Regions from separate parts of the Mus musculus genome. Here all the other regions are linked to region 3. The links are chromatin loops, found by intact Hi-C in ENCODE. Cell type or tissue: heart. All regions are shown on one strand. Links, peaks and the distances in the headings refer to the core of each region. The heading gives the core; the rest is flanking DNA.

Region 1 (10,158 bases), core at 1,430-9,429, 59 kb after region 3:
TACATTGTGAGTGTCCTTGCCTCCCACACATAGAGTAGAATGTGGGTGATTCTAGGATTACCAACAAGGCTGGTCTGCTCTGAAGAGTCAGAACAGAGCTGGAGAGTGATATTGCATAGCTATGGAAATTCCCTCTACAAGAATTTGGTTTTATAACCCTCTCTCTCTCCATCTCCATGGAATCCGGTTTTATTACAACATCTTAGCCTTAGTACAGATGAATGGGCAAAAATTTGGTGCAATTGATTTCCAACATTTCCCAAATAATAGCAACTGCCACTGCATATAGAAGTGATCTGAAAGCTGAAGGTTGGCAGCCCCATAGGAGGAACGACACTATGAACTAACCAGTACCCCCAGAACTCCCTGGGAATAAACCACCAATCAAAGAAAACACATGGTAGGACTTATGGCTTTAGCTGCATATGTAGCAGAGGATGGCCTAGTCAGTCATCAATTAGGAGGAGAGGCCCTGGGTCCTGTGAAGGATCTATGCCCCAGTATATGGGAATGCCATAACCAGGAATGGAGTGGGTGGTTGGGGAGCAGAGGGAGTGGGGAGGGGATAGGGGATTTTTGGAGGGGAAACTAGTTAAGGGGATAATATTTGAAATGTAAATAAAGAAAGTATCTAATAAAAAATATATATATTTATAAAAAGAACTGATCCCCAAATGTCTTATGTCCAAACTTTCTCCACCCTGTACTTTCTCTATATTCCATTCCTAAAAGTATTTTATCTCTACAATTTCTGTTTTGCTCTCAAAAACTCTCTTTAAAACTATGGTGTAAACTAAGACCCAATTTATAAGTTCATTGGGTATATTTTAAAATTGATAAAGTATATAACAAAATTTGGCCTTAAACTTAAGGGTTATAACTAAAGGGTTATAATTAATATTCATAACAGGTACTCTTAATTTGCTGCAATGCAGTGTATTTGACTCAACTCTATGTGTAGTTATATGTAACTTGGATTCAAATTTTTCTATTGCCAAAAACCTAGGAAAGATATAAATGGCCAAAATGGGGAACCCTGAGAGTTAGGGTTTGGGCAGGTGTTGCTTCTCCCCTTCCAGGTGAATAAAAGCATCCAACAAAGGAATCTGGAGACCACTGGGCAAATGAAACAGCTGAAGAAAAAGATGGTTCATCAAGAGAAAATGTCCCAAGAAGAGGAGTCACCTGGCCAAGTGGTATCGCCCACCTCCATCTTGTCTCTTCTGCCCTCTACAGACAGAAGTGGCAAATGGTCTCTATATGATCTGAATTCAATTAAACATTAAAACTGGCTTTGGGGTTGGAACATAGGTCTCCTTTTCTAAACCCACACATGCTTGTTAAAGGAAATTCCAAAATCTCCATCTTGGGTCAGAAGAACCACTTTGTATAGGACAGAGAAAAACAGAAAATAAGGGACTATTCTATTGCCACCAATCTCATAATCCTTTGGTTTTCATTTACTCTATAACACTTTTCTTAGGGTATAAATATTACCTCAAATTCTATATGAATATTTTGGATACACAAACTCTCTGTTATCATACCAGTAGTCATACAGGGTAGGAATTGATTCTATAAATGACCTTCATCTTGCTTCCTGTGTGTGTTTACAGGTTTCAGTCTGAGCAAGTAACTAGAAACAAGGTTTGTGTACCTCTAATGTACTTAAGAGACTGTGGCTCTAAAAGCGTTCTGAGATGTGCTGACTATAGCATTAAAAATGAATAGGTTTTTTAGAATTCCTAAAAGTAATCTTTTAGGTTTCTAAGAAGAAGGATGACACAGCCCACTGACTGTAAATTCACCTGGATTGTGTTAACACTAACTACTGGGATAAACTGCCCCATGCCTCTTCTGCTGCCAGGTCCTGTGCAAACAGTGGCACCTTTGGGTTGACTGTTATGTTCTACATAGACAGGATTGATGCTAAAGTGGCAAACACCACCCAATGATCAGCTTCAGACTACAAACTCCTCAGGATATTCAAATTCCAGAGTTCATAGGAAACTGACATGGACATTGTATAGAACTCTGAACTCAAAAATACTGAGTCCTGAGACTGCAAATTCAACCATGCTGGACATTGTGGGAAGCTTGGCAGAAATAGCTTCATTATTGAAAACAGTTTTACTGTGTTACACTTAAAATCTTGATTTTTTTTTATCTAGACAAGAAGATGGGGATATTGAAATAATATGTGGATAATAGGAATCAGGAGTAAATTATTCAGTATGTTTTTATATACCACTTTGCATTTTGATACAAAATTTTTGGAGATTGTTACAAAATTATATTAGCTTACATTGGCTTGGATCTTTGTATATTGAAACAAAATTGAGGTTGTATTTGATTACTTTCCTGGCCCACACCCATCTGTAACAGGATCAGGTGCCTTCTTCTGGTGTGTCTGAAGACAGCTACAGTGTACTCATTAAATAAATAAATAAATAAATAAATAAATCTTTTCAAAAACTCATTTTGCTGGGCAGTGGTGGCACAAACCTTTAATCCCAGCACTTGGGAGGCAGAGGCAGGCATATTTCTGAGTTTGAGGTCATCCTGGTCTACAGAGTGAATTCCAGGACAGCCAGGACTATACAAAGAAACCCTGTCTGGGTGTTGGGGCAGATCTTTTTGAGAACACCAGAGAAACTTGTATCACCATTGTTGTATGACAAGTTACCTTTAAAAAAAAATTAAATCCTTACAAAAAGAAGATTTCTAAATACCCATCTAACTCACAGGATGCTGAAGAAACATTGTATCTAGAGTGGGTTGTAAAAGGATCTTTTATTGTCTTGTTGTAATTGTTGTCTGGGAGACTTACTGCCTCAATGGGCTAAACTAGGCCTAGTCCTGGAAGCCACTGGCCTCTGTGTAATCCAATCTAGGCCTAGAATGGTTTCAGTCTCTGAGACTAACTCACTATTGCTGGCTCTTTCTGAACTCTACCTGGCTGGATCATGTTCATTGGTAAAACTGAGTGACTGGGATTAAGTTTTTAAAAACAACAGACCATGAAAACAGATGTTTTAAGACAGCAACCATGTGGCTCTCCTTCATCTTGGTTGATGATATAATCGATATGGATGTTGCCATATGACTGGCAGCCATCCTTACTAAGCTTAAAGAGTACATGCCATGTGAGTTCACCAACATCATCACTTCACCACATGTCACCAAATAATAACCGTAAAAATTTTTGTCCTCATGAGATTTCTATATAACATTCTATCTCTTTATAGACTAGAGAAGTACCCACAACTCTCAAGTATTTCTGATTGGCATATATTTTTGTATGAAGATAAAAATGTAAGGTTACATTTGTTACAACATACTGCATATGTGATTCAACTTTGGTTTAGAATATAGTGTATGTGATAATAAAAATGTAATTTTCTAAGGATCTACTTGAATTACCAAACACTGATATAAGATGTATGTCTATCCTGCTATGTCTTTGCTAACTGCTCAGCACCCAGGTGCTATAAAATGTAGATAAGCACAACACATGTTTGATGAATAAGGATTGCATTTTATTCTAACATTTTATGTTATGAGCATTGTATGCATTCATGTCTTTGTGATTGTGTCAGATCCCTGGAACTATAGTTACAGACCATTGTGAGCTGCAGTGTGGTTGTTGGGAATTGAACCTGGATCCTCTGGAAGAACAGGCAGTGCTCTTCACTTCTGAGCCACCTCTCCAGCCAGTTATATTTGAATAAGGAATACTGATTAATACGTTTTATATTTCTAAGATCTACTCAACTTGACAACAATAATTGTCGAGCTTTTTGTCCTTGCTCATCTTGTCAAGGTTTATCTATTTTGAGAAGCTGAGTCATACAAAAACTATTATTCTATAATGGTAAACTATAAAAGATACCAGTCTCTTATGGACTACAGTTCAAGGCATTTGTGTTTAATTTAGAGGATAAAGGATCTTCAACTCAAATCACTAAGGCTCAAACTTAACAGAGACAAAGTTATAAAATCTTGGGGCTGGAGAGTTGTCTCAGTGGTTAAGCACACTGACTGCTCTTCCAGAGGTCCTGAGTTCAATTCCCAGAAACCACATGGTGGCTCACAACCATCAGTAATAGAACTGGATGCCCTCTTCTGGTGTGTCTGGACAGCTACAGTGTACTCATATAAATAAATAAATCTTTTTTAAAAATCTCAATCTTATGTAAGTTACTGACTCACTGTACACTGTGGAGGACAATTAACACATTCAAGTTAAGATCAGGAACAAGGTTTAATTAGCCTCCGGTGTGGTTCCTAAGTTAAGCCTAAAACAAGTTACTAGAAACAGGGAAAGTTTGTTCAGTGTAGCTATCCTTAGTAGCTAACAGTCCTCAAAACTTTTCAGAGATCTGCTGAATATGGCATTTTAAATGATGGAAATAGCTTACTAAGACAGACAAAGACCCCCAGCTACTAGAAGTGACCCCCAGGTCTTCACAGATGATGATGGGGTAGAGAAGAACTCCACTTGGAGCTTGCTTTAAAGGTGACAAAGCCAGACCGCCTGGGTGAAAATCTGCCTTTCATCTAGTCTGTCACCAGGACCCTGGACAAACTGTGGACAACTGGGGAGTTGATTGTCTTGCTTTGGATCTTCTGGACTGGGCAGAAAAGACAGAGTGATGCTTCCCTGGGTCCTCTGTTCCCAATAAAATCAGTATACCACAGTGGTTGTCTAGGTAACAGATAAGTCTGTCATTTTTAATAGATTTGGAAGTTGCTTGGTCTGTACTTCCTGCTTTCTCAGGAGAAATTCATCCTTCCCAGATCTCTGATGGTGTGGACTAGGGAGAGCTTTGTCAGTTTCTCAGCAAGCAACAGCACAGGCTTCAGGTGCTTCTCAGTTCTCTTCATATGTAAAACTCATGGACACTCTCCTAGAGTTGCTACTGGGTCTCCACACTGATCACAGTGTTACCAGGTTCTAAGGAGAGAAAAATTCACAAACAGATTTCAATGTAACGTTTTACTATTTCTTTATGTAAAGGAAGTTGTTTTACCAGGATGTTTGCTCTCAGTAACCAATCTCTGACATGTGAGTTGTGGTGAATAATTGGATAGAAAAAACTGTAGAGTTTATGTAACTTCCAAAGATATGAAATGTTAAGTACGTTACAACATTCTTAAAAGTGTGCTTTCAGATCTGTGAATCATATTTATAAAGGTCAAAAGGGTGTTTTTAAAGTTTTAAGGTGTATAAATTGTAAAGATATAAGAAAGTGATTTACAATGTATGTAAAAATGAAAAATGTTTCAGATTTCTTCCCTCTCTATGCTATTGTTATATTAAGATCTAAAGAGTTCAGAGTTTTAACATTAATCACTGACGTTCTGATGAGTTATTGATCTAGTTATGATAATCAGTGATTGCTATTGTCACAGTCACAAGCTCAAGATTATGAATCTCCTATGGTTGTCTCTAAGTATAGACTTAAAAGGGCTTCTCATTGAGCTAAAAACATCTGTCCAATCTGTATATGCCCTATTCATGCTTTTACCTCAAACCCCTCTTTCAGGGTCTCCAAGCTTTTACTATGACTCAAAGGCACAAGTCTGCTGCCTTTTCTACAATGAGAAGTTCAGTACAGAATCCACAGTGGTATGTTTACATGTCTAAAATTTATCTCATTTTATAAACTTAAAAAATTCTTTTAAGGTTCAAAGAAACTACTTGAATCCACCTCTCATGATCAAAAGGACTGCAGAGAAGAACTGTCAATCAACAGCCTGTTTCATCTGCTGCCTATTCAGCTTAGTCCTAAGGGTGGGGTTATCCTCTCCTTTTCTGTGGTCTTGGGATGCCCCACCCCCACCTAATAGGCCTAAAAGTTTAAAATGTTCAGCTAAGGAAAAAAATTTATTCTAACCTCCTTAACTTTACCTTCTGATCCTTATATATACAGATATGCTTCAGTAAAATGCTAGCTCCAGGTGTTTCCTCAAACTCTGCATGCCAGACGGCTTCAAAGCACCTGCCCTATGATGCCCCAAGAATGACTGCATCTGAGGGCTGGTGAGATGGCTCAGCTGGTAAGAACACTGATTGCTCTTCCAAAGGTCCTGAGTTCAAATCCCAGCAACCACATGGTGGCTCAAAACCATCCATAAAGAGATCTGACTCCCTCTTCTGGAGTGTCTGAAGACAGCTACAGTGTACTTACATATAATAAATAAACAAACAAACAAACAAATCTTTAAAAAAAAAAAGAATGCATCTGCATTCCCCAGCTGCAGATGGCCCTGCAGAGCCTGGACAGTGAGGGAACAGCATGCTTTTTTTTGAACCTAGACAGCATCCAGCTTTCTTGGGTCCCCAACGATGTTGACACCACCACCACCCTAGACAACAGAAAGCCGTCTAAAGAGCACAGTAACCCCATTTATGCCTCACCAGTCACCTCTTTCTATTTTCTCACCTTATATAATAAATAAGAGGAAGGGATGTCTGTCAGCCAACAACCACCCACATTCCAGAACCAGCCTGCTTTCAGCCTCTCAGTGCCAGAAGCCACACCATCACCAGCCACCAAATGTGACACATTTTCACTATGGCCACAAGTTGCACACTGTTATCCAGCCCAGGTCTCCGCAGCCCCCTATTTTTTTCTCTTCCAGCCTGACTACCCACCCCCAAAATCTCTCACATGCACTCTGCTGTGGTGTGTGATCTTTGAAAATCTCATGGTTCTCTGATCCATGCAAGAACTGTAACAAGCCCACAGGGTCAGCCCTGAATGTTTCCCCAGCTGGGCAGGTGTCTGTTGGAGCAGGACCTGAGCTGCATGAAGTCTGAGCAAGAAGGGAAATTGTCAATGTCCAAAGAGTGGAAGAGCACTTCTTCTCATTTCTTTTTAATTTTATGTCTGTCTTTCTGTCTGTATATCTATAAACTACCTTCCTACCTAACTACATACCTACCTACCTCTCCTCAGTCTCTCCAAAATCAGATTACCCTGTTCTGAGGTAATAAACTGTCCCTATTTCTCTCCTCATCTCCTCCCTTGCCCTGACTTTATCAGTCTCTCCCATGGTTATATCAACAGCATCAACCAACAGGCAAGGAAGAGACAGGTCCTCAGGACTGAGGGGCAGGAATGGAGTTGGAACCCACTGGGCTCCCATTCCTTGCATTCCAACTGTTTTTCCATGGGGTTCCATCCACAGGGCAGGTCCCTGGCTCAGCTCAGGGGGAGGAACTCACACATCCTCCTCCCTCAGCTCTCACTGAGTGACCCTGCACCAGGAGGCTGTGCTGTTTGCATTTTGTCAACTCCACACCAGCTGAGACATATATAAGAAGAGGATCCTGAATTGAGAAATTGCTTCCATCCAGGATGCTTTTGAGAAAGTCTATAAGACATTTTTTAATTATTGTTAATGATCATTATGGAAAGGCTCAGCCCACTGGAGGTTGTCTTGGCTGGTGATCACGGATTGTATAAGAAAGCAGGCTGAGCAAGCCATGAGCTGCAATGCTATTATCACTGGTCCTCATGGTCTCTGCTTCAGTTCCTTGAGAATCCTCTCTCAAGGTCCTGCCCTGAATCTCTTCAATGGTAGACTGTGATGTGGAAGTGTAAACTGAAAGAAACTCTTTCTTTTTCAAGTTGCTTTTGGTCATGGGGTTTTATCACAGCAATGGAAACCCTCACTAAGACACAGGTGCACAAGGGCTTCACTCTGCTCCCTGCAGACACCACCCTCTCCTGCAGTTCAGCTCCTGCCCCTCCCTTGCCCTGGAGCAGCACCACTTTATAGCTCCTGGGGATCTGATGCCCTCTCTGACCTCCTGAGGTAGCAGGAATTATCTGGCAGGTCTCATCTCCATTGGGTGGCAGGATCCTGGGGAAGGAACCAACCAGCTCCTCATTGGCGGGTGCAAGTTATAAAGTCCATGCAGCCCTAGGGCCTCAGATGCCCTGTATTCCAAATGGGGCAATGGCGCAGCGAACGCTGTTCCTGCTGCTGGCGGCCGCCCTGACTATGATCGAGACTCGCGCGGGTGAGTGGTCGGGAGGGAAACGACCTCTGCGGGGAAGGGCGGGGACGGCACCGTGGAAACCGCGTCCCTGAGTCGCCCACCTCCGCCCCTTCTACACCCGCATCCCGAGCCCCTCACCCTGCTCCCCTTCCTGGCCTGCGCACCCGCCCGAGGTCCCGGGAGGAGGTCGGGGTCTCATCGCGCGCCGCCCCCAGGCCCACACTCGATGCGATATTTCGAGACCGCAGTGTTCCGGCCCGGCCTCGGGGAGCCCCGGTTCATCTCTGTCGGCTACGTGGACAACACGCAGTTCGTGAGCTTCGACAGCGATGCGGAGAATCCGAGATCTGAGCCGCGGGCGCCGTGGATGGAACAGGAGGGACCGGAGTATTGGGAGCGGGAAACACAGATCGCCAAGGACAATGAGCAGAGTTTCGGATGGAGCCTGAGGAACCTGATCCACTACTACAACCAGAGCAAGGGCGGTGAGTGACCCCGGGTCGAAGGTCACGACCTCGCCACGTCCCGAGACAGGGGCCGGAGATGTCTCAGGTCCCAAGTCCTAGGTTCTGAAGCAGAACCTACCCAGGACTGGTTACCCTTTCACTTTTGAGAAGTCCGCGGGTGGGCGGGGCCGGGGCGGTGGGCGGGGCTGACCGTGGGATCCTGCAGGCTTTCACACATTCCAGCGGTTGTCTGGCTGTGACATGGGGTTGGACGGGCGCCTCCTCCGCGGGTACCTGCAGTTCGCTTATGATGGCCGCGATTACATCACCCTGAACGAAGACCTGAAAACGTGGATGGCGGCGGATCTGGTAGCGCTGATCACCCGACGCAAGTGGGAGCAGGCTGGTGCTGCAGAGCTATACAAGTTCTACCTGGAGGCCGAGTGCGTGGAGTGGCTCCGCAGATACCTGCAGCTCGGGAAGGAGACGCTGCTGCGCACAGGTGCAGGGGCCGCGGGCAGCTCCTCCCTCTGCCCTCGGGCTGGGGCTCAGTCCTGGGGAAGAAGAAACCCTCAGCTGGGGTGATGCCCCTGTCTCAGAGGGGAGAGAGTGTCCCTGGGTCTCCTGATTCCTCATCACAGTGACTGCACTGAGTCTGCCAAGGCTCAGCCTTCTCCCTGGACAGTGCCCAGGCTGTCTCAGGAGGGAAGGAGAGAATTTCTCTGAGGTAACAACAGCTGCTCCCTTCAGTTCCCCTGTAGCCTCTGTCAGCCATGGCCTCTCCCAGGCTGAGTTCTCTGCCCACACCCACTGTGTGTGGACACTGACTCCTGTCCTGCTGAGTGTGTCAACCCTTACACCTCAGGACCGGAAGTCGCCTTACCTGATTGGAAACATGGACTCCCCTACACTAGGCTGGTTGCCCCAGTTTCTAGAATTTTCAAAGAATACATTCTCCCAGATCTCTCGCTGTCTGTAACCCAATTCTTTCTATTCCTACAGTGCTGAATGGTCACATGGGCCCTTATGGGCTACCCTGGAGGAATATAAATTGTGGAATTCCTTTTTCTTTCTTCTCTCTTTTCTTTTTCTTCTTTCTTTTTTCTTTAATTTTTTTTTTGAAGACCTTATTTTGCTTCTAGTCAGTTTTTGTCTGCACTGGAGTGATCCTGTTTCTCCCTGCCCTCCTATTATCATTTGTATCAGACTCCACAGGTGCCAGGGGAGGCTGCTAACCTGGATAATTACACAAGATAAGTCAGGGTTCTCATTAAAAGAGCGGTTCTTGTGAGTTTACACTGTGTCCTGTCAGACCTAAACATGCAGAAGCCCCCTGCTCTCCCTCTGTCCCACAAGTTACAGTGCCCCCCCCCCCCCCAGTGAATCAGGACTTGGACTCTGAGAGACAGGGTCTTCTGCAATCCAGGGCTGAGTGAGAGGGAAGACCACACACCCTGTGAGCCCACTGTGTTCCAGTGAGTGCTGCACTAGGGTCCACAGCTCACTCCAGGGATCCTGTGTGACACACCTGTACTTTGTCCCCCAGAGGCAGGGACTGGGAGTCATTTTCTCTGGCTACACACTTTGTGATGGCTGTTCACTTGGACTGACAGTTAATGTTGGTCTGCAAGATGACCACAGTGGTAGTCTCAGTGGTGGCATCCTTCCAGTAGCATATGGCCCTAATTTCTGATTTTG
Region 2 (10,073 bases), core at 2,074-10,073, 48 kb before region 3:
CCAGAGCAGCCATGTTCTGAATTGAATTTTCTCTACAATGGGCTTTCACAGGTTTCAGACTCTGCTACCTCCAACCTCTTGGGTGTTCAGGGCCTGCTCACTCCCTTCCCCTGATGGAGGAAACTGGAGTGATGGACTGTGATCTGGGACTGGATAATTAGCATTTTACACATAGTTATTCTATATCTCTCCCTTCTTCCTATTCTACTTTGTCTTCTCTCTCTCTCTCTCTCTCTCTCTCCCTCTCCCTCTCCCTCTCCCTCTCCCTCTCCCTCTCCCTCTCCCTCTCCCTCTCCCTCTCCCTCTCCCTCTCCCTCTCCCTTTCCCTTTCCTTCTCTCCCTCTCTCCCTCTAAAGGTTGGCTTTAAGGAAGTAAGCTGCTATGTCTAGCTAGAGCAGTCTCAAGAGAGACATCTAGGTAAATAGGGACAGAGGACTGCTGGGGACAGAGAGCAATAACCTGAGGCCTTTCCAGCTGCCACATGAGGAAACCTTATCTCATGTGACCCCAGCTCTAGTGAAGCCTTGAAAAAACACAGCAAGAAGAAAACAGGACCTGAGAGAGCTCCTGAGCCAGGGTCACCAGGGACTCTTGATGTCACACACTGGGAAGTATCAGTGCTGTGCTGTCTCCAGATGCTGAGCTTGGCTGCTTTGCTTCAGTGCAGCAGATAACTGAGAAGAGCAGTTCTCCAACAATCTTCCTGGGGAGTTCCAAGTACTCGGAAAGCCACAGCTTTCATAGAAGAGAATTGTCCTATCTCCAATCTTCCCTAAGATACTCTAAGGCAACATTCTTATATTCTTATCATGGTATTTCAATTTTAAGTGTTAGGGCAAATTTTAGTCCCCAGGTGAGGTCAGGGGTGGGGAAGCCCAGGGTTGGGGATTCCCCATCTCCCCAGTTTCACTTCTGATCCTACCCTGTGTCAGGTCCTTCTGCCCAGATGCTGATATAGTGCTGGCAGGTCTTGCCCCAAAATGGTAGTGTGATCATGGGGAACCAACCAACCTTGCTGTGGTCACAGGTTATACACTCCATGCAGCCCGCCAGACTCAGATGCGCCCCGGCTCCCACAAGGGGGCGATGGCGCCCTGCATGCTGCTCCTGCTCCTGGCTGCCATCCTGGCTCAGACCCAGACCATGTGGGTGAGTGCTGGGTTGACAGGGAAATGGCCTCTGTGGGGAGGGTCCAAGGCAGCACCAGGGAAGCAGAGTCCCTGCTTCACCCTCCAGACCTTCTGCCCCCTCTCCACCTGTGTCCTGAGCCCCTCACCCTCCTCCCCTCTCAGCATGCTCACCCACCAAGGGTCCTAGGAGGAGTTCTGAGTGTCACCTTGCATCCCCCAGGCTCACACTCCCTGAGGTATTTCCACACTGAGATGGCCAGGCCAGGCCTCAGGGATCCCTGGTATATAGAGTAGTCAGCTATAAGAAAATCTGCTACATGGACGGCTAGGACATGGATACTCTGAGATATGAGCTGCGTGCATGGTGAAGGGAACAGGTGGGCCCGGATTGTTGAGAGATAGATATGCAAAGAGGGCTGAGGACAGCCAGGGAACCTTCAGGCTCTGTTTGGCTACTACATACAAAGTGAAGAGGCTAAGTTTCTGCGAGTCAGAAGCCAAGTCCCCAAGGGTTCTAAGGTTCTGCAGAAACGGAAACCATGAGGGGTCTCCCATTTATTTTAAGGAAGGACACGGGAGGGTGGGGCTGCTGATTGAGGTTGAACTTTGAGGACCTAGCCAAGCTCTCACAACATCCAAGCTAAGTCTGGCTGTGATGTGGATTGGAACAGGCACCTCCTTTGCAGGTATGAGCAGTTTGCCTAGGATTGCCACAATTACATCACACTGAACAACGATCTGAAAACAAGGACAGCGATGGACACAACACTCATCCTGGATGGCAGTACTCATCATCCAGAGAAAGTTGGTGGAGGCTGGTGAGGCAGAAAGATACAGGACCTACCTGAAGAGCCAGTGCATGGAATCACTCCTCAGACACTTGGAGCATAGGAAGGAGGAACTGAGGGGCACAGGTCTCAAGGGCAGCTTCTCACTCTGCCCTCAGCCTCTGGCTCAGTCCCAAGGAAAAAGAAGCCCTCAGTGTCTGAAAGTGAACAGCTCCAGGCCAAGCTGGGGCCCAGTTGTTTGTGGGCTTTTTCATGTGCAGGACTAAGCCTGGTCCTATTCAGAGACTGCTGGTATATTTCTTCTTTGGGGTCCCAGTGTGTGAAAGCCTGGAGCTCGGGATCCAGGGACACTGTCTAAGGTGGGTGGGAAAGGAGGCTCTGCCTGCTGCTGTGGGAGGAAAGTTGTAAGAAAAGCCACTGCACACCCCAGGATTAATCCCAGGATTGGGAGACAGAGGAAAATGATTCTCTAATGTCTAGCCCAGTATGGGCATAGTGAATTCAAGGGCAACCAGAGCTACATCGAAAGATTCTGTTTCAAGGAAACAAACAAAAAGCAAAAAACAACAAACAAAACAAAAACAAAAACTCCCAAACAACAACAACAATAGAAAACAAAACGCAAAAAAAACAAAACAAAAAAAAAAAAAAAAAAAAACCACGGAACTGCAATAATTTGCAGAGGTCTCCACAGCTCCACTTCTCTGAGGCTTCTGAAGTGACCTGAGTAGTACACATTGACATGTCAGGAGGGGACTGTCAGGGTGAGGGTGGCTGAGAAGGGGCTACAGTTAGGACGGAGGGGTAATTAATGGGCAGCTGCAAGGTAGGTGTACTGGCTAGTTTTGTGTCAACCTGACACAGCTGGAGTTATCACAGAGAAAGGAGCTTCAGTTGAGGAAATGCCTCCATGAGATCCAGCTGTAAGGCATTTTCCCAATTAGTGATCAAGGGGGAAAGGCCCCTGTGGGTGGGACCATCTCTGGGCTGGTAGTCTTGGTTCTTAAGAGAGCAGGATGAGTAAGCCAGTAAAGAGCATCCCTCCATGGCCTCTGCATCAGCTCCTGCTTCCTGACCTGCTTGAGTTCCAGTCCTGACTTCCTTGGTGATGAACAGCAGTATGGAAGTGTAAGCCCAATAAACCCCTTCCTCCCCAGCTTGCTTCCTGGTCATGATGTTTGTGCAGGAATAGAGACCCTGACTAAGACAGTAGGGCAACGAGGAAACCAAAACAGGCTGTAGCTTTCAGAAAGCTGGAAGCCAAGACTCTAAATGTCTTCACTGCAGAAATCACACCTGGGAGGAGATGTATAGGATTCCCATTCAGACCTTATACCGTGTACACAAGTGTTGGAGATATCACAGGGCAGCCCACAGATATGTATACAGGTGTGGAAGTATCACAGGGCAGCCCACAGATATGTATACAGGTGTGGAGATATCACAGGAAAGCCCACAGATATGTATACAGGTGTGGAGATATCACAGGAAAGCCCACAGATATGTATACAGGTGTGGAGATATCACAGGTTAGCCCACAGATAATTATACAGGTTGGAGATATCACAGGGTAGCCCACAGATATGTATACAGGTGTGGAGATATCACAGGAAAGCCCACAGATATGTATACAGGTTGGAACTATCACAGGATCACTTTCAAATATGAATACAGATGTGCAAATATCACAGGAAAGCCCATAAATATGGACAACTCTCTTTCATGCAACAGCTAAAAAAAGAACTTGAAAGCCTGGTATGTCTGTGCACATCTTTGATCCAGGGACTCAGGATACAGAGGCAGAACTGTGAGTTCAAGGCCAGCCTGGTCAACAAAGTAAGTCCAGGATAATCAGTGATGGCTACACCTAGAAAAACTGGCTCTAAACAAAACAAAACAAAAGATGTGTTCAGAGCAGAGAGCCTCATCAAAGAGCTTACTCTCTTCCAACAGAGCACACCAAATCCAGAGCCTCTTTGTCACTCCAGTCAGCCCATGCAAAGACACCAGCTCCTGATGTATTCACTGCAGGAAGAGAATGGTCAACCAGAGGGTGATCAGAGACCCAGGAGGTGACAGGTAGTGGTGACTCATGCCTTTAGTCGTAGCACTTGGAAGGCAGAGGTAAGCAGAACTCTCTGAGTTTGAGGCCAGCCTGGTCTACAAAGTGAGATCCAGGACAGCCAGGACACAAAGAAACCCTGTCTTGACACCCTTGGCTCCTGACCTTGGCTTCTTGCGGTCTGCTTACACCCTTGTCCTCCAGCACAGGCCTCTGGGCTTGGCTCTGGTGTTGGTTGGTTGTATTCTTACTTTGCCTACTCTTCCACCAGGGGATTGTTCTGCACGCACAGGCATGTGGGGCTTTCCTGGGCACACTCTGCTGAGCTTGCTTCCCTGGCCTGCTCCTGCCTCTCTAAAATGTTCTCTAACTGCGGTTCTGGGACTAGAAACCTAAGTGCGTGTGCATGCTTCTGCGCCACGGAGGGCTTTTGAGTAAGAGAGCAGGAGTCACTTTGTAGGGATGTAGTGCAGTTGCGACTTGGGTTCCTGGACATTTTCTGGTCCCTTGCTCCAGCCTAACAGGAGCCGAGGGTTTGGTGCAAGGTTTTCTAAAAGTTTGCAAACTGAGTATGGGGGACCTTGGAGAGAAAGCAACATTTACCATGCTCCTCAGAGATGCTAAGAAGAGTGGAGGTGCAGCCCTGGTGTGGTCTCCATAGGGACTGAAAAATGCAGAAGGACAGTGGCCCATTGGTGCCTTTACTTTATTTTGGTTTCAGCTCTGCAGCCCTGGTTGCTACCGGTGGGATTATTGGCTATGCGAAAGCAGGTAGTGTGCCATCCCTGGCTGCTGGACTCTCTTCTTTGGGGGCCTAGCAGGCCTGGGTGCCTACCAGCTGTCTCAGGATCCCAGGAATGTGTGGGTTTTCCTAGCTACATCTGGGACCTTGGCCGGCATTATGGGGATGAGAGTCTACAACTCTGGGAAATTTATGCCTGCAGGGTTAATCGCAGAAACCAGTTTGCTGATGGTTGCCAAAGCTGGAATTAGTCTGTTGAGTTCACCTCATCCATAACAGCCCTAACCCCATGTGGGCTCGTGAAGACTTGAAGCTCTCCAGACCTCCACATTGCAATGTTGAAGAGATAAGTGCAGCATATTTACATAGTCGGACATTTTTCAAAGACCCATCCTGAGCACACAGAGGCAAACATGTGCTGTTGCTGTGGTGGCCATTCAGAGCTGGCAAGCATCCGACCTCAGCTAAGGATGCCTTCAGTCAGCTTCATTCTGGAGTTATGATGCCTTGCCTTTCTGTACTCATAGATAAAGGGGTAAAATGTTGACTGTCAACACGGGGGCAGAGCTTTCTGTCCTGCCCAGAAGTGTGTGAAATCTCTTGGAGACATTGGTGATGTGGGATCTTTTGCACAGGTCTGCTATGAAATTATGTTACAGTGACATTATCAGTGAAAATAAAGTTTTATATTAAGAAAAGAAAAGAAAGGAAAAGAAAAGAAAAGAAGAGAAAAGAAAAGAAAAACCCTGTCTTAAATATTTAGACAAGACAGACACACAGACAGACAAGAAACCGGCAGGTGTCGGAGGCTCAGTGCAGAGAGGGGACCATCTTGGGTCCAGTGCCTTCCTTCCTACAAGTTCTCAAATTCACTGAGGCTCTTGGTGACTCACAGAGGCTGCACTTGCCTCCTAGGGTTGCGACACACTGAGCAAAGCATGGGGAGGCAGCTGGCATGGCATGTCCCGGCACTAGACACTTAGACCTGCAGGCCCCAGATTCGGATCCCTAGAGGAAGACTCTGTTTTAGTGATCCACCATGAAGCCATGGAGGAAAGATAAACTGGGTGCATGTGCTCTGGAGAGAATGAGATCCGCAAGCAAACAGAAGCACCAGCAGGTGGCGCTGTGAGCTCTGAGTTTGTGAACTCACTAGGAGGTGAGCTTGGTGCAGCCCTGGCAGGCCAACCAGCCACCCTGAAATGGAGATATTTGATGCAGTCAGAGCAGCCCACAGAGCTCTGAGGTTGAATTGGACAGAGACAAGCTTTGTCTCAAATGCTCTGGAGTTCTGTGCCTTCTCAGTGCAGCGATAACCCACCATAAAGGCAGCAGAGAGTAATCAGATAGAGCCATCAAAGTCACTGGCATCCTGCTCTTCCTCTCTCTTGAGGACTTATAACTCAGTCTCCCAGGGTGTTTGGGCAGATACCACCTGCATCTGATGCCTCAACTGCCACCTTACATACCAGATGCAGGAGCTGTCAAGGCAGTTACTCAAGGCCCTGAGAACCACACCTGCTGATGGGCTTCAGGTTGCCCTACATCTTCTGAACCAGCACCTCCTGGCCAGAGAGGACCAAGACCACTTAGCACTGCCAGCTACAAGAAGGACTTCAAAACAGCCACAAGTACAGTCTAGAGGACCTGAGGGTCTCCTACTGCCTGGTTTGCATAACCAGAGGACACTTCTCCCAGTTCCTTGGATTCAGTTTGCTGTAGACCTCGGTTACCTCGGTCTGTTCATCTGGTCAGAACCTGTACTAGCTCACCCTTGCTGGCTCTCAAGCCCTGGGTCCCTGCAATTTCACCAAGTGAAAAGAGATATGCCCAAGCCTCCCTGCCAGCACTGCAGACACATTTTGCTCCTACACAGATTCAAGAAAGCCTCCAGCCTGCAAATGTCCATGAACAGTCCACCTTGTGCTTTTGAGGTCTGCAGGATGCCTCGGTCTCACCAGGGTACCCAGCTGCAGGAGCTGGCTCTGCATACCCAGGAGCCCAGGAGTTTCTGATACCTGTAGCTGTCCCAGAAGAGGAAAAGAACTCAGAAGCTGACATCAAAGTTGAAAGCAGAGAGGACTTGCCCTCCTCTTCATCCTGGCTGTCCTCTGGGTGCCTCTGCTCATCTGACTCCCAGCTCTCGATGACCCCAGTTTCCAGGGTGAAGCCACAGCTTACTCTGGAGGCTGTGGACCATACTGCTGCCCTGAGCTACCTGGAGGCCTGGGAGTGAATGGTGCCCTGTTAGTGTGACTACAGTGACTTCCTGCTTGGCAGGTCTGCTGATTGTACAAATAAGGGCTGGTGTGGGAGCACGGTTATAGCCATTTCCCACCTTTGCAGACAGTCAGGGAAAGAAGCAGACAGTGCCTGAGACCTTAGTCACCTGAGCCCTGACCTTCATGTGGGTCAACACTGCTGCTTCCTGCACTTGTCAGGAATGCCACCCCACATTGCCTGGGTGTGCATCCCAACTCCCCAGGAGATGTCTCAATGCTCTCCTTAGCATTTCAAAGCAGTACTCTGAGGTCTGAGGTCTTGAGTGTGCATAGAAATCTGTGCAGTGAGTCAGAAACCAGAATCTAAAGGAGGGAGTTGACTCCAGATGTGGATATGGGTTCTGAGGGAGAATCCCAGACAGGCTGGCCTCAGACATCTATGCATTGATGGGAAGCACAGGGATGCCTGGAGAGGGTCAGAGAGTTTTCTGAGTGCATTGGAGGCAATAGACAAATCCATCCAGGAAAAGGAGAATCAAACTGAGCAGCAGCTGAAGCCATTATCTGACCTAGGATGGAGAGCCCAGAGGGGGAAAGAAAAAGCCATGTTCACAGACTCAAAGACAAAAGGAAGCAGGAAGGCTAGAAAAGGAGAGCAACTGGCTATGTTGATAGCGTGTGTGTGTGTGTGTGTGTGTGTGTGTGTGTGTGTGTGTGTGCTTGTGTTTTGATATGTGTGAGTGTGTGTTTGTTATTGTATGAGTGTGTGAGTTTGTATATGAGTGTGTATGTGAGTGAGTGTATGAATGTGTGTGTGAGTTTGTGTGTGTGAGAGAGTTTGTGTTTGTGATTGTGTGAGTGTGTGTGAATGTACGTCAGTTGGTGTTTGTGATTATGTGTGTGAAAGTATGTGAGTACGGGTTAGTGATCATGTAAGTTTGTGTGTGAGTGTGTTTGTGAGTGAGTGTGTGTGTGAGTGTGTGTGTTGTGTGTGTGAATGTTCTTGAGTGAGTTGTGAATGTGTTTGTGAATGTGTGTATGTGAGTGTGTGTATGTAAATGTGTATAAATGTGTGTGAGTGTGTGTGTATTTGTGAATATGTGTGTGTGTGAATGTGTGTCTGTGCCTGTGCTTGTATGAATGTCCATGCACTTATATAAGAAGAAGAAGACTGTTAGAGTTCTGGATGAATGGCCTTTAGTGTTAAAAGACCTCAGAAGAAATATTGGAGTATTTGGCTATTCTGGGGAACTTAGAGATCAGGACAATGATGAAAACATCTTCCCATTTCTCAGAAGACAATGCAGGCATGGGATGCACACAGTAACAAGGCCCCTGAGAGGTTGAAGAGAAGTTATGCTAACAAGGGAGGATGATGCAGCATGAAGGAAATATGAAGAAGCTGACAGTCTGGTGCTGCTGAGCAAGACTGTCATTTCCCCAGTGCAGGTGGAACCTGACGGGAGACTTTTAGGACCCTCTGTAGAACTAGCACAAGGCAGTTTGGACCTGTATTTTGTTGTTGTTGTTGTTTGTTTGTTTGTTTATGTATTTAGAACACAGATTCCTGAGCAGTCTGGCTTGGCAGTGTGAGCTAACCCTAAACCACTACAGGTGAACACAGACTCCTAGTCTCTGCTTGTGGGAAAAAGTGTGGTGCTTGCTGGTCAAAGCCTCCTGCTTTTTTTTTTTTTTAAACATATTTTTTCAATTAGATATTTTCTTCCTTTACATTTCAAATGCTATCCCAAAAGTCCCCTCTACCCTCCCCTCGCCCTGCTCCCCTACCCACTCACTCCCACTTCTTGGCCCTGGCTTTCCCCTGTACTGGGGCATATAAATTTTGCTAGACCAAGGGGCCTCTCTTCCCAATGATGGCTGACTAGGCCATCTTCTGCTACATATGCAGCTAGAGACATGAGTTCTGGGGGTACTGATTAGTTCATATTGTTCCACCTATAGGGTTGCAGACCCCTTCAGCTCTTGGGTACTTTCTCTAGCTCCTACATTGGGGGGCCTGTATTCCATCCTATAAATGACTGTGAGCATCCACTTCTGTATTTGCCAGGCACAGGCAAAGCCTCCTGCTTTAAAGAAAACATCTCTCCACTGCATTCCAGACCACCTGACACCCATCACAGTGGGGCCAGGTATGGAGGTAGGAGGGAGAAAAACAACTGCTCTAACCCTGAAGGTTTCCACTCTGATTACCACCTGACATTCTGGGCAGGGCTCAGATAGAGGATGCTATCTATACACAGGGTTCAGTGCAGAAGAAGGAGTCAGGACAAAGTTCCAAGTCCCGGAAGTGGCTGTCAGGGTCTGAGGCCTGAAGGCGGGGGATTAGGTTGGGCTGTACAGAACTATAGTTTCACTTTTTGCTCTCTGTACCATTGTCAGATTGTTTTCAAAGGCCTTGCACTCCTGTTGAGAGCAGGTACTTAGAAGATGCAATAAAACTCTCTGAGATTGCAAGTTACAAAGTCCAGGACTTTATACAACTTCAGATTTCCCTAACATGAGGATGGGGACCATGGTGCCTGGCACCCTCCTGATCCTCCTGGCTGCCTCACAAGGCCAGACCCAGACCTGCCCAGGTGAGTGCTGGATGAGGAGGGAAACAGCCTTTTAGGGGAGGGGCGGAGGTCCACCCTCCACCAGACCCTCCACCACTTCTCCACTCAAGGCCCTAGACCTGAGTCCTTCTACTTCCCTGACCTGCGCACCTGGCCGGGTTCTGGGAGAAGGTCACAGTCTCACCACATGCTGCCCCCAGGCTCACACTCGCTGAGGTACTTCTACACCGCCTTGTCCCGACCTGCAATCAGCGAACCGTGGTACATAGCTGTGGGCTACCTGGATGACACTCAGTTCGTGCGCTTCAACAGCTCAGGGGAGACTGCGACATATAAGCTAAGTGCGCCATGGGTGGAGCAAGAGGGGCCCGAGTATTGGGCGAGAGAGACAGAGATCGTCACAAGCAATGCACAGTTTTTCCGCGAGAATCTGCAGACTATGCTGGACTACTACAACCTGAGTCAAAATGGTGAGGAACCCCCCAAATCTAAGAGTCTGTCCCCACTCCTCTCCCTCTTATGCAAGCCACCTAATCATGGGGTGCAAAAGGGA
Region 3 (10,158 bases), core at 974-8,973:
CTGGACAAGACCCCTTAAGGCAATGCCATGCTAGATTTATATCTCAGGCAGATTACAGACTTTACATAAGAATAATGTTGTTCTTTATTTAATCAAAACAGTAATGGCTTAAGATAATATTTTGGCATTTTTAGAGAAGGTGCATATCAAATTGTGAAAGAGTTGTTCCTGGTGTCCTCAGTTCCTACCTGTTTCCACAAAATGGTGGGACCCATTAACTAATACGTGGAATGGCCCAGACCCCGTTTTAATATTGGGGAAGAGAGGGAGTGTTTCTGTTTTTCCACAGAATGCTGCAGAAGCATGCTACCTTCCAATGTGACAGGCTGACCTGTGTGTTCCTGAGTGCCCTGACAGTGGTGACAGGAAAGCTGTATTGAGCACACAGAGGAGGAGGAAATCGGAGAACAGCCACTTGCAAACAAGATGAAGAAACTTCCTATCTCCGCCATGGGCTATAGCAAGGAGAGCTGACCTGGTGTCAACTTGGGGAAAACTAAAAATGATGACTCCTGAGGCAGAGGGACTGCTACAGAGTATTGGACAAGATTTCATCAGAGACACTGTTTTTGGCCATTCAGGCCAACTCCCCTATAGCTGTAAAAACTTGTGTACCTTACCTGTATGCTATATTATTAGATAATTTTAAGAGTTAAGATCATCAATCTTGGCAAGTTTTTTCATATTCATTGTAATTCTTGTCAAATAACTAATTGTGTAGATCCTAATTTAGATAAGGAATCTGCTGTTATGATTTTGTTAAAGAGACCTGCTTATGTTTTGCTGCCTATTAGAGTTAGGAAATGATCCTTGGTTTAAAAATCTGGGAATGCAAACTTTGAAAAGGTATCTACCACAGCTTTAGATCAGCAGCTGCATACTGCTCATTTTGTTAATGATAAGCATAGGAATACTTCTGTAGCCTTGTCAGAGCTGCATATGATAGATAAAAAATTGGAGGCAACGGTTAATGTCTTAGAAGTAGTAGTCTTAACAATAGGGCAGGGCATAGCATATATTAAGGCTAGAAAGGCAGAAATTTCAGATATTAGCAAAAGTCGCTTGGACACTTGGAACATTGATGAATGGCCAGAAATTTAAAAAGTGCCCTAAGTGCATTGAATCCCCTAGATTGGGTTCAATATATAATCCTACTTGCTATTGTTATTGGCACTATTTTATTAGTAATCGTTGTGTTTCCACTCATCATTACTCACCTGAGATCTGTAGTTACGACGAGGCAGGACATTAAGGAAATTCGGCAAAAATATAAAAAAAAAGGGGGTGGGGGAGAATGCTACTCACACTCCAGTGAAGTTTGCTTGGCAGGCCAAGAGGCCTGGGAGCACTCATGAGGCAAAGAGTTTCATAGAAAATTACCTCCTGGAACTTTGGCATTCTCATAACCCGTATACTCACACCCTATCCCGGTGTTAGTCTAGTGTATGGCTCCACGTGCTCTCTTTTAGTATTATCTTACTATAACTGCCTTTTAAGATTGAATTCTGACATAGCTAAGCCTTTGCAGGGTTCCAATGTCCCAGAAAACCCTTGAAGCTGACAAACTGGGAATTCAGTAGGAATTCAGTGAGAAGGTTACCTATTCAGTAACATTCAAATTTACCTCTAGTAGAGACAGTGAAACTAATTAGGCATTACAAAGAACCATGCCATAATAGCTCAGGGCTAGACTGCAGAGTGTTTACTTGGGGCAGTAGCCAGTCTTACCCAGACAAGGGAATTCACCATGACCTAGCAAATAGGTGGGTTTACCATAAGAAAGTTAGGAAATACCACTGAGACAGGTTTCTTCACTAGGCCCAAAGAAATCAGGCAGGACTATGGAGCATAAATAAATTTTATGCCTCGATCCGGCTATTTTTATTATATAATCAGGGAGGAATTGTAGGCTCCCCAGCCTGAAGCAGGCTGATCCAGACTTTGACCTTGCTGCCACAAGAAGGAGATACCTAGGGTGGAGCCTTCTGACCTAGATGGCTCTTTTGTTCTGCCACCTGCCACTGCCCTCCTCCAAGACACTGCTACCTGCTGAGAGGCCCCTGAGATATTCCTGAGGAACATCCAATCCTGCAAGTCCTCTACAGGCTGGCTCCAGACACCAAGAATGGACTGGCGGGGGATGGGCCTTCTCTCCTTATAAGCGCACTTTGTTAGTAAACTAGACAGCTTGAACCAGGAATTGTCTTGACTTCATTATCTCTCTCGCTAAGTCTTTTTCAGCCCCAGCCTGCCTCCCAGGTGTACCCAGTTCAAGTAGGCCTCAGGCCTGTATACAACAACTCTCCTAGAGTTGCTACTAGGTCTCCACACTGATCACATTGTTACCAGGTTCTAAGGAGAGAAACATTCACACAACAGATTTCAATGTAACATTTTACTATTTCTTTATGTAAAGGAAGTTGTTTTACCAAGATTTCTCTCAGTAACCAACCTGTGACTTGTGAGCTGTGCTGAATAATTGGATAGAAAAAACTGTAGAGTTCATGTAACTTCCAAAGATATGAAATGTTAAGTACGTTACAACAATCTGAAAAGTGTGCTTTCAGATCTGTGAATCATATTTATAAAGGTCAAAAGGATGTTTTTAAAGTTTTAAGGTGTATAAAATGTAAAGGTTTAAGAAAGTGACTTACAGGGGGCTGGCAAGATAGGTCAGTGGTTAAGACCACCGACTGCTTTTCTGAATGTCCTGAGTTCAAATCCCAGCAACCACATGGTGGCTCACAACCATCCCTAATGAAAACTGATGCCCTCTTCTGGAGTGTCTGAAGACAGCTACAGTGTACTTAAATATAATAAATAAATAAATCTTTTTTTTAAAGTGATTTACAGTGTATATAAAAATGAAAAATGTTTTAGATTTCTTCCCTCTCTATGCTATTGTTATATTAAGATCTAAAGAGTTCAGAGTTTTAACATTAATCACTGGCATTCTTATGAGTTATTGATCTAGCTATGATAATCAGTGATCACAAGCTCAAGATTATGAATTTCCTATGGTTGTCTCTAAGTATAGACTTAAAAGGGCTTCTCATTGAGCTATCCAATCTGTGTATGCCCTATTCATGCTTTTACCTCAAACCCCTTTTTCAGGGTCCCCAAGCTTTTACTATGACTCAAAGGCAGGAATCTGCTGCCTTTTCTACAATGACAAGTTCAGTACACATTACACAGTGGTATGTTTACATGTCTAAAATTTATCTCATTTTGTAAACTTAAAAAATTCTTTTAAGGTTCAAAGAAACTACTTGAATCCACCTCTCATGATCAAAAGGACTCCAGATAAGAACTGTCAATCAACAGCGTGTTTCATCTCCTGCCTATTCAGCTTAGTCCTAAGGGTGGGGTTATCTTCTCCTTTTCTGTGGTCTTGGGATGCCCCACCCCCAACTAATAGGTCTAAAAGTTTAGAATGTTCAGCTAAGGAAAACAATTTATTCTAACCCCCTAAACATTATCCTCTGAACCTTATATATACAGATATGCTTCAGTAAAATGCTAGCTCCAGGTGTTTCCTCAAACTCTGCATGCCAGACAGCTTCAAAGCACCTGCCCCAAATGCCCCAAGAATGCATCTGCATGCCCCAGCTGCAGATGGCCCTGCAGAGCCTGGACAGTGAGGGAACAGCATGCTTTTTTTGAACCTAGACAGCATCCAGCTTTCTTGGGTCCCCAAAGATGTTCACACCCCGCCTTTTATATCTATCTGTCTGTCTGTTTATCTATAAACTACCTACCTAACTAACTACATACATACCTACCTACCTATCCTCAGTCTCCCCAAAATCTGATTACCCTGCTCTGAGGTAAGAAAAGGTCCCTCTTTTCCTCCCCATCTCCTCCCATGCCCTGACTTTATCAGTCCCTCCGGAGGTTATATCAATCTTGTCAAGCACAGGCAGGAAGAGACAGGTCCTCAGGACTGAGGGGCAGGAATGGAGTTGGAACCCACTGTGCTCCCATTCCTTGCATTCCAATTGTTTTTCCAGGGGGCCTCTGTCCACAGGGCAGGTCCCTGGCTCAGCTCAGGGGGAGGAACTCACACATCCTCCTCCCTCATCTCTCACTGAGTGACCCTGCACCAGGGTGCTGTGCTGTTTGCATTTGTTAACTCCACACAAACTGAGACATATATAAGAAGAGGATCCTGAATTGAGAAATTGCTTCCATCCAGGACGCTTTTGGGAAAGTCTATAAGGCATTTTTAAATTATTATGAATGATCAGTATGGAAAGGCTCAGCCCACTGGAGTTGGTCTTGGGTGGTGATCACGAATTGTATAAGACAGAAGACTGAGCAAGCCATAAACTACAAAGCTATTAGCACTGATCCTCATGGTCTCTGCTTCAGTTCCTACTTAGAATCCTCTCTCAAGGTCCTGCCATGAATCTCTTCAATGATAGACTGAGATGTGGAAGTGTAAACTGAAAGAAACCCTTTCTTCCTCAAGTTGCTTTTGGTCATGGGGTCTTATCACAGCAATGGAAACCCTCACTAAGACACAGGTGCACAAGGGCCTCACTCTGCTCCCTGCAGACACCACCCTCTCCTGCAGCTCAGCTCCTGCCCCTCCCTTGCCCTGGAGCAGCACCACTTTATAGCTCCTGGGGATCTGATGCCCTCTCTGGACCCGGAGGTAGCAGGAATTATCTGGCAGGTCTCATCTCCATTGGGTGGCAGGATCCTGGGGAAGGAACCAACAGCTCCTCCGCGGGCGCTGGTTATAAAGTCCAAGCAGCCCGAGGGCCTCAAATGCCCTGTATCCCAGATGGGACAATGGCGCAGCGAATGCTGCTCCTGCTGCTGGCGGCCGCCCTGACCCTGATCGAGACCCGCGCGGGTGAGTGCGGGGTCGGGAGGGAAACGGCCTCTGCGTGGAGGGGCGGGGACGGCACTGTGGAATCCGCGTCCCCCCGTCGCTCACAAGACCCTCCGCCCTTCTACACCCGCATCCGGAGCCCGGCGCCCTGCTCCCCTCCCGGCCCGCGCAGTGGGCCGGAGTCCCGTGAGGAGGTCCGGGTCTCACCGCGCGCCGCCCCCAGGCTCACACTCGATGCGGTATTTCGAGACCGCCTTGTCCCGCCCTGGCCTCCGGGAACCCCGATTCATCTCTGTCGGCTACGTGGACGACACGCAGTTCGTGCGCTTCGACGGCGACGCGGAGAATCCGAGGTATGAGCCGCGGGCTCCATGGATGGAGCACGAGGGGCGGGAGTATTGGGAGCGGGAGACACAGATCGCCAAGCGCAATGAGCAGAGTTTCCGAGGGAGCCTGAGGACCGCGCAGCGCTACTACAACCAGAGTGAAGGCGGTGAGTGACCCTGGGTGGGAGGTCACGAGCTCGAAATGTCCCTAGACAGGGGCCGGAGATCTCCAATCCCAAGTCTAGGTTCGGGAGCAGAACCGACCCAGGACCGGTTTCCCTTTCACTTTGGAGGAGTCCGCTGGTGGACTAGGCCAGGGCGAGCGGGGGCGGTGCGGGTGAGCGGCGCTGACCTTGGGATCCCGCAGGCCTTCACACGTTCCAGCTGTTGTTCGGCTGTGACGTGGGGTCGGACGGGCGCCTCCTCCGCGGATACCTACAGTTCGCTTATGATGGCCGAGATTACATCGCCCTGAACGAAGACTTGAACACGTGGACGGCGGCGGACCTGGCAGCGCTGATCACCCGACGCAAGTGGGAGCAGGCTGGTGCTGCAGAGCATTACAAGGCCTACCTAGAGGGCGAGTGCGTGGAGTCGCTCCGCAGATACCTGCAGCTCGGGAAGGAGACGCTGCTGCGCACAGGTGCAGGGGCCGCGGGCAGCTCCTCCCTCTGCCCTCGGGCTGGGGCTCAGTCCTGGGGAAGAAGAAACCCTCAGCTGGGGTGATGCCCCTGTCCCAGAAGGGAGAGTGTGTCCCTGGGTCTCTTGATCCCTTGTCACAGTGACTGCACTGACTCTTCCAGGGCTCAGCCTTCTCCCTGGACAGTGCCCAGGCTGTCTCAGGAGGGAAGGAGAGAATTTCCCTGAGGTGACAACAGCTGCTCCCTTCAGTTCCCCTATAGCCTCTGTCAGCCATGGCCTCTCCTAGTCTGGATTCTCTGCCCACACCCACTGTCTGTGGACATGGACTCCTGTCCTGCTGAGTGTGTCAGCCCTTACACCTCAGGACCTGAAGTCGCCTTTACCTGATGGGAGACATGGACTCCCCAACACTAGGCTGGTTGCCCCAGTTTCTAGAATTTTCAAAGAATACATTCTCCCAGATCCCTCCCTGTCTGTAACACAATTCTTTCTATTCCTACAGTGGTGAATGGTCACATGAGCCCTTATGGGCTACCCTGGAGGAATATAAATACTGGAATTTCTTTTTCTTTTTTCTCTTTTCTTTTTCTTCTTTCTTTTTTCTTTCTTTCTTTATTTTTTTTTTTTGAAGGCGTTATTTTGTTTCTAGTCAGTTTTTGTCTGCACTGGAGTGATCCTGTTTCTCCCTGCCCTCCTATTATCATTTGTATCAGTCTACATTGCTAACCTGGATAATTACACAAGATAAGTCAGGGTTCTCATTAAAAGATCGATTATTGTGAGATTACACTGTTTCCTGTCAGACCTAAACATGCAGAAGCCTCCTGCTGTCTCTCTGCCCCCACAAATTACAGTGCTCCCCCTAGTGAATCAGGAATTGGACTTTCTGAGTGACAGGGTCTTCTGAAATCCAGGGCTATAGTGAGCCCTCCCTGTGGGCCCAGTGTGTTCCAGTGAGTGCTGCACTGGGGTCCACAGCTCACTCCAGGGGTCCTGTGTAACATACCTGTACCTTGTCCCCCAGAGTCAGGGGCAGGGAGTCATTTTCTCTGGCTGCACACTTTGTGATGGCTGTTCACTTGAACTGACAGTTAATGTTGGTCTGCAAGATGACCACAGTGGAAGACTCAGTGGTGGCATCCTACCAAGAGCATATGGCCCTAATATCTGATCTTGAAATGAACTCAAACACATATTAAATTACTTTTTTGCCATTCCCTCTTCCATTCTTTGACTACCTCATTTATGCTATTGAACATCACATAAGGATGACCATGTTGATGGATTCTCTCTTGGCTTCTGAGTCCCAAAAGAAAATGTGCAGTTCTGTGCTGAGAGGACCAGCTCTGCCTGCAGGTCACCAGTGCCATGACAGTTGAAGTGTCAAACAGACATATTGTTCAGTGTCTTCATTGATTTGATTGAGTCTTGTGTAGATTTCAGTTTGTCTTGTTAATCGTGTGATTTCTTAAATCTTCCACACAGATCCCCCAAAAGCCCATGTGACCCATCACCCCAGATCTGAAGGTGATGTCACCCTGAGGTGCTGGGCCCTGGGCTTCTACCCTGCTGACATCACCCTGACCTGGCAGTTGAATGGGGAGGAGCTGACCCAGGACATAGAGCTTGTGGAGACCAGGCCTGCAGGGGATGGAACCTTCCAGAAGTGGGCAGCTGTGGTGGTGCCTCTTGGGAAGGAGCAGAATTACACATGCCATGTGGAACATGAGGGGCTGCCTGAGCACCTCACCCTGAGATGGGGTAAGGAGAGTGTGGGTGCAGAGCTGGGGTCAGGGAAAGCTGGAGCCTTCTGCAGACCCTGAGCTGGTCATGGCTCAGAGCTGGGATCATAACCTTCACCTTCATTTCCTGTACCTGTCCTTCCCAGAGCCTCCTCCATCCACGGACTCCAACATGGTAATCATGGCTGTTCTTTTTTTTTTTTTTTTTTTTTATTTATTATATGTAAGTACACTGTAGCTGTCTTCAGACACTCCAGAAGAGGAAGTCAGATCTCGTTACGGATGGTTGTGAGCCACCATGTGGTTGCTGGGATTTGAACTCTGGACCTTCGGAAGAGCAGTCGGGTGCTCTAACCCACTGAGCCATCTCACCAGCCCATGGCTGTTCTTGTTGTCCTTGGAGCTGTGATCATCATTGGAGCTATGGTATCTTTTGTGTTGAAGAGCAGGAGAACAATAGGTAGGAAAGGGCAGGGTCTGAGTTTTCTCTCTGTCCCCTTTAGACGTGTGGTCAGCTCATTAATGGGAAACAAATCCACACCCCACATTGCTACAGTCTCCACCTGGGTCCTCTGTCAGTTCTGGGAACTTGCTAGTGTCAAGATCTTCCTTGAACTCTCACAGCTTTTCTTCTCACAGGTGGAAAAGGAGGGGACTATGCTCCGGCTGGAGGTAGGTGTGGGAGAGAAGATTGTCTCTGGGACTCTTGGGGTGAAGGTAGAGCAAAGTTAGCCCATATTAGCTCCTCCAACCCTGTCAGTCTCCTGAATGTCTTCTTTCTTCTACTGCAGGAAGCAAAGGTGGCCAGGGCTCTGACTTGTTTCTGGGGGCCTTCAAAGGTAACAAATAGGATCATGGATTGGCCCTAAGGCAAACAGAAGAGGACTGGGTCCCAGGTCCTCTCAGATCTACACCTTTGAATGAGTGGTGGGACTAGGAGATGGTTTCATATTGAATGTCCTGACTTATTTTTTTACCCTGAGATAGCCTTCTTGTGGGAACAAGTCCAGACTTACAAACTACAAATGTCTAAAGCTATTTGCTTTTCCTCTATGCACAATGGGAAGACCTGGAAAGCCTAGGCTACCTTAGCACACAAGGACCCTGTCCCTAACTTGCCTGTTCTCCTTTCCACAGCTATCCTTCCTGGTCCTGCAGGCACTAGGGGACATCTGCATCCTGACAGCTCCATGCTGCCCTGAGCTGCAGCTCCTCACTTCCACACTGAGAATAAGAATCTGGAGAGATGGCTCAGCAGTTAAGAGAACTGACTGCTCTTTCAGAGGTCCTGAGTTCATTCCAAGCACTCACATGGTAGCTCACAACCATCTGTAATGGAATCCCATGTACCCTTATAGTATATGTCTGGAGCTAGGTGCAGTATATTTATATAATAAATAAATAAATCTTTTTAAAAAAATTAGAAAGGATCTGAATGTGAATTCAATTGCTCAAATCTATAAGCTGAGGGGTTGATTAGTGGGTAAATTAAGGGACTGACAATACTCAGAGTGCTGTGGAGGAAATAAATGGCAGCATGGAGAACCTTCCAGAATCTGTGTTTCCTGAACTGAGCGTCAGGTGGGACAGGAGGAGGTTGCGGTCATGCCCATCTAGAGTCCAGCTCATGACCACTTTGGTGTGGTCTGGTCACTCTCAGCTCTGTCCTCCTTAGATATTTTGTCCTTGTCACTTGCTGACAGGCTCTATGATCCAAGAAACAGAGGGATATCCTTAGCCTTGTCCTGAACCCGGGATTATAAGGAGCCAGGGAAGCTGGGACAGGTGACAACGTTGACTCAGCTGGCTGTGGCTTTTCACCCTTCTTCTATGTTTATTTCTGCATCATTTTAGTTTGTATGGAGGAGTAGGCCCTTTCTGGTTCCTTTGAGTGGTGCCTGTCTCATTCTCCTTTGGGGTGCCTGATTAATGGCAGTGTTTTTCCATCCTTGTCCCCCAAGACCCAAATAGGCCCCTACACTCAGTAGATTGCCTTAGGACATGAACTTCTCCCAAGGAGAACATGTCCTCCTTCCAGGGCCCTTGCCTTGAGATTCTACCTTCTCTCCCCCAATCTTCCAGAGTCTAACTCAAGTCTTTAGGATCACAGAAAGGACGAAGGAACAGGGCATCAACTTGAATGCAGTCCTGTGGAGACTGTGTTCTACCCTGCTCCACTTTGTAACATGTTATTAACCCTCACTCAGAAAACATGCATGGCAGAGTCACAAGTCTCTGAGCTCAAGTTTCTGGTCCTGAGGGCAAGCAACTGTCTGGGAGCAGCTTCACAGTGACTTTGGCTTGATATAAAAAATACTTTGTTTAAACATCAATATTTTACCACAGTTTCGTTATAAAATGTACATTGTCATCAAATAAACTCTGATTTAAGAAACAGAATTGCCTGTCATTGTATGCTGTTTCACAAATGAAGACAGATTTGTATAAAGGCAAAAATAATACTTTTTTTTTAAAATATTTATTTATTTATTTAATGTAAGTACACGGTAGCTGCCCTCAGATACTCCAGAGAGGGCATCAGATTTCGTTACGGATGGTTGCGAGCCACCATGTGGTTGCTGGGATTTGAACTCGGGACCTTCGGAAG

The links. A loop is a pair of places that touch in the nucleus more often than their neighbours do. Peaks named below come from ENCODE experiments on the same cell type or tissue, not always from the same donor. Only the 100,000 strongest peaks of a DNase experiment are listed, where the experiment ranks them.
Region 1: a loop joins it to region 3, with 9 times the contacts of the local background. A loop is called at or near these places in 4 of 42 quality-filtered maps.
Region 2: it touches region 3 in a loop (2.2-fold over the local background); 3 of 42 quality-filtered maps call a loop at or near these places.

Annotation. Positions count from the first base shown.
Region 1 is chr17:36,082,037-36,092,194 of GRCm38, reverse strand. It overlaps the pseudogene H2-Bl. Among named protein-coding and RNA genes, the nearest start is that of H2-T-ps, 25 kb to the left of the region's middle. In heart, for the core only: no CTCF peak of the experiment used is centred there; DNase peaks (open chromatin) are centred at 8,634 and 8,794; H3K4me3 peaks cover 1,360 bases; H3K27ac peaks cover 572 bases; H3K27me3 peaks cover 2,740 bases.
Region 2 is chr17:36,189,518-36,199,590 of GRCm38, reverse strand. It overlaps H2-T3 (histocompatibility 2, T region locus 3), which reads left to right and starts at 9,440. Exons shown (of 6, transcript NM_008208.4): 1 at 9,440-9,541; 2 at 9,721-9,990. The coding sequence starts at 9,463. It also overlaps the pseudogene Gm4246. In heart, for the core only: a CTCF peak has its summit at 5,837 (motif pointing right); no DNase peak of the experiment used is centred there; H3K27me3 peaks cover 5,598 bases.
Region 3 is chr17:36,140,563-36,150,720 of GRCm38, reverse strand. It overlaps Gm10499 (predicted gene 10499), which reads left to right and starts at 4,772. Exons shown (of 8, transcript NM_001370818.1): 1 at 4,772-4,861; 2 at 5,064-5,333; 3 at 5,534-5,809; 4 at 7,294-7,569; 5 at 7,697-7,725; 6 at 8,190-8,222; 7 at 8,342-8,389; 8 at 8,688-8,973. The coding sequence starts at 4,798. The coding sequence ends at 8,885. It overlaps 2410017I17Rik (RIKEN cDNA 2410017I17 gene), which reads right to left and starts at 5,703. Exons shown (of 4, transcript NR_033517.1): 1 at 5,519-5,703. It also overlaps a transcript of Gm8909 not described here. In heart, for the core only: no CTCF peak of the experiment used is centred there; a DNase peak (open chromatin) is centred at 5,330; H3K4me3 peaks cover 1,065 bases; H3K27me3 peaks cover 4,376 bases.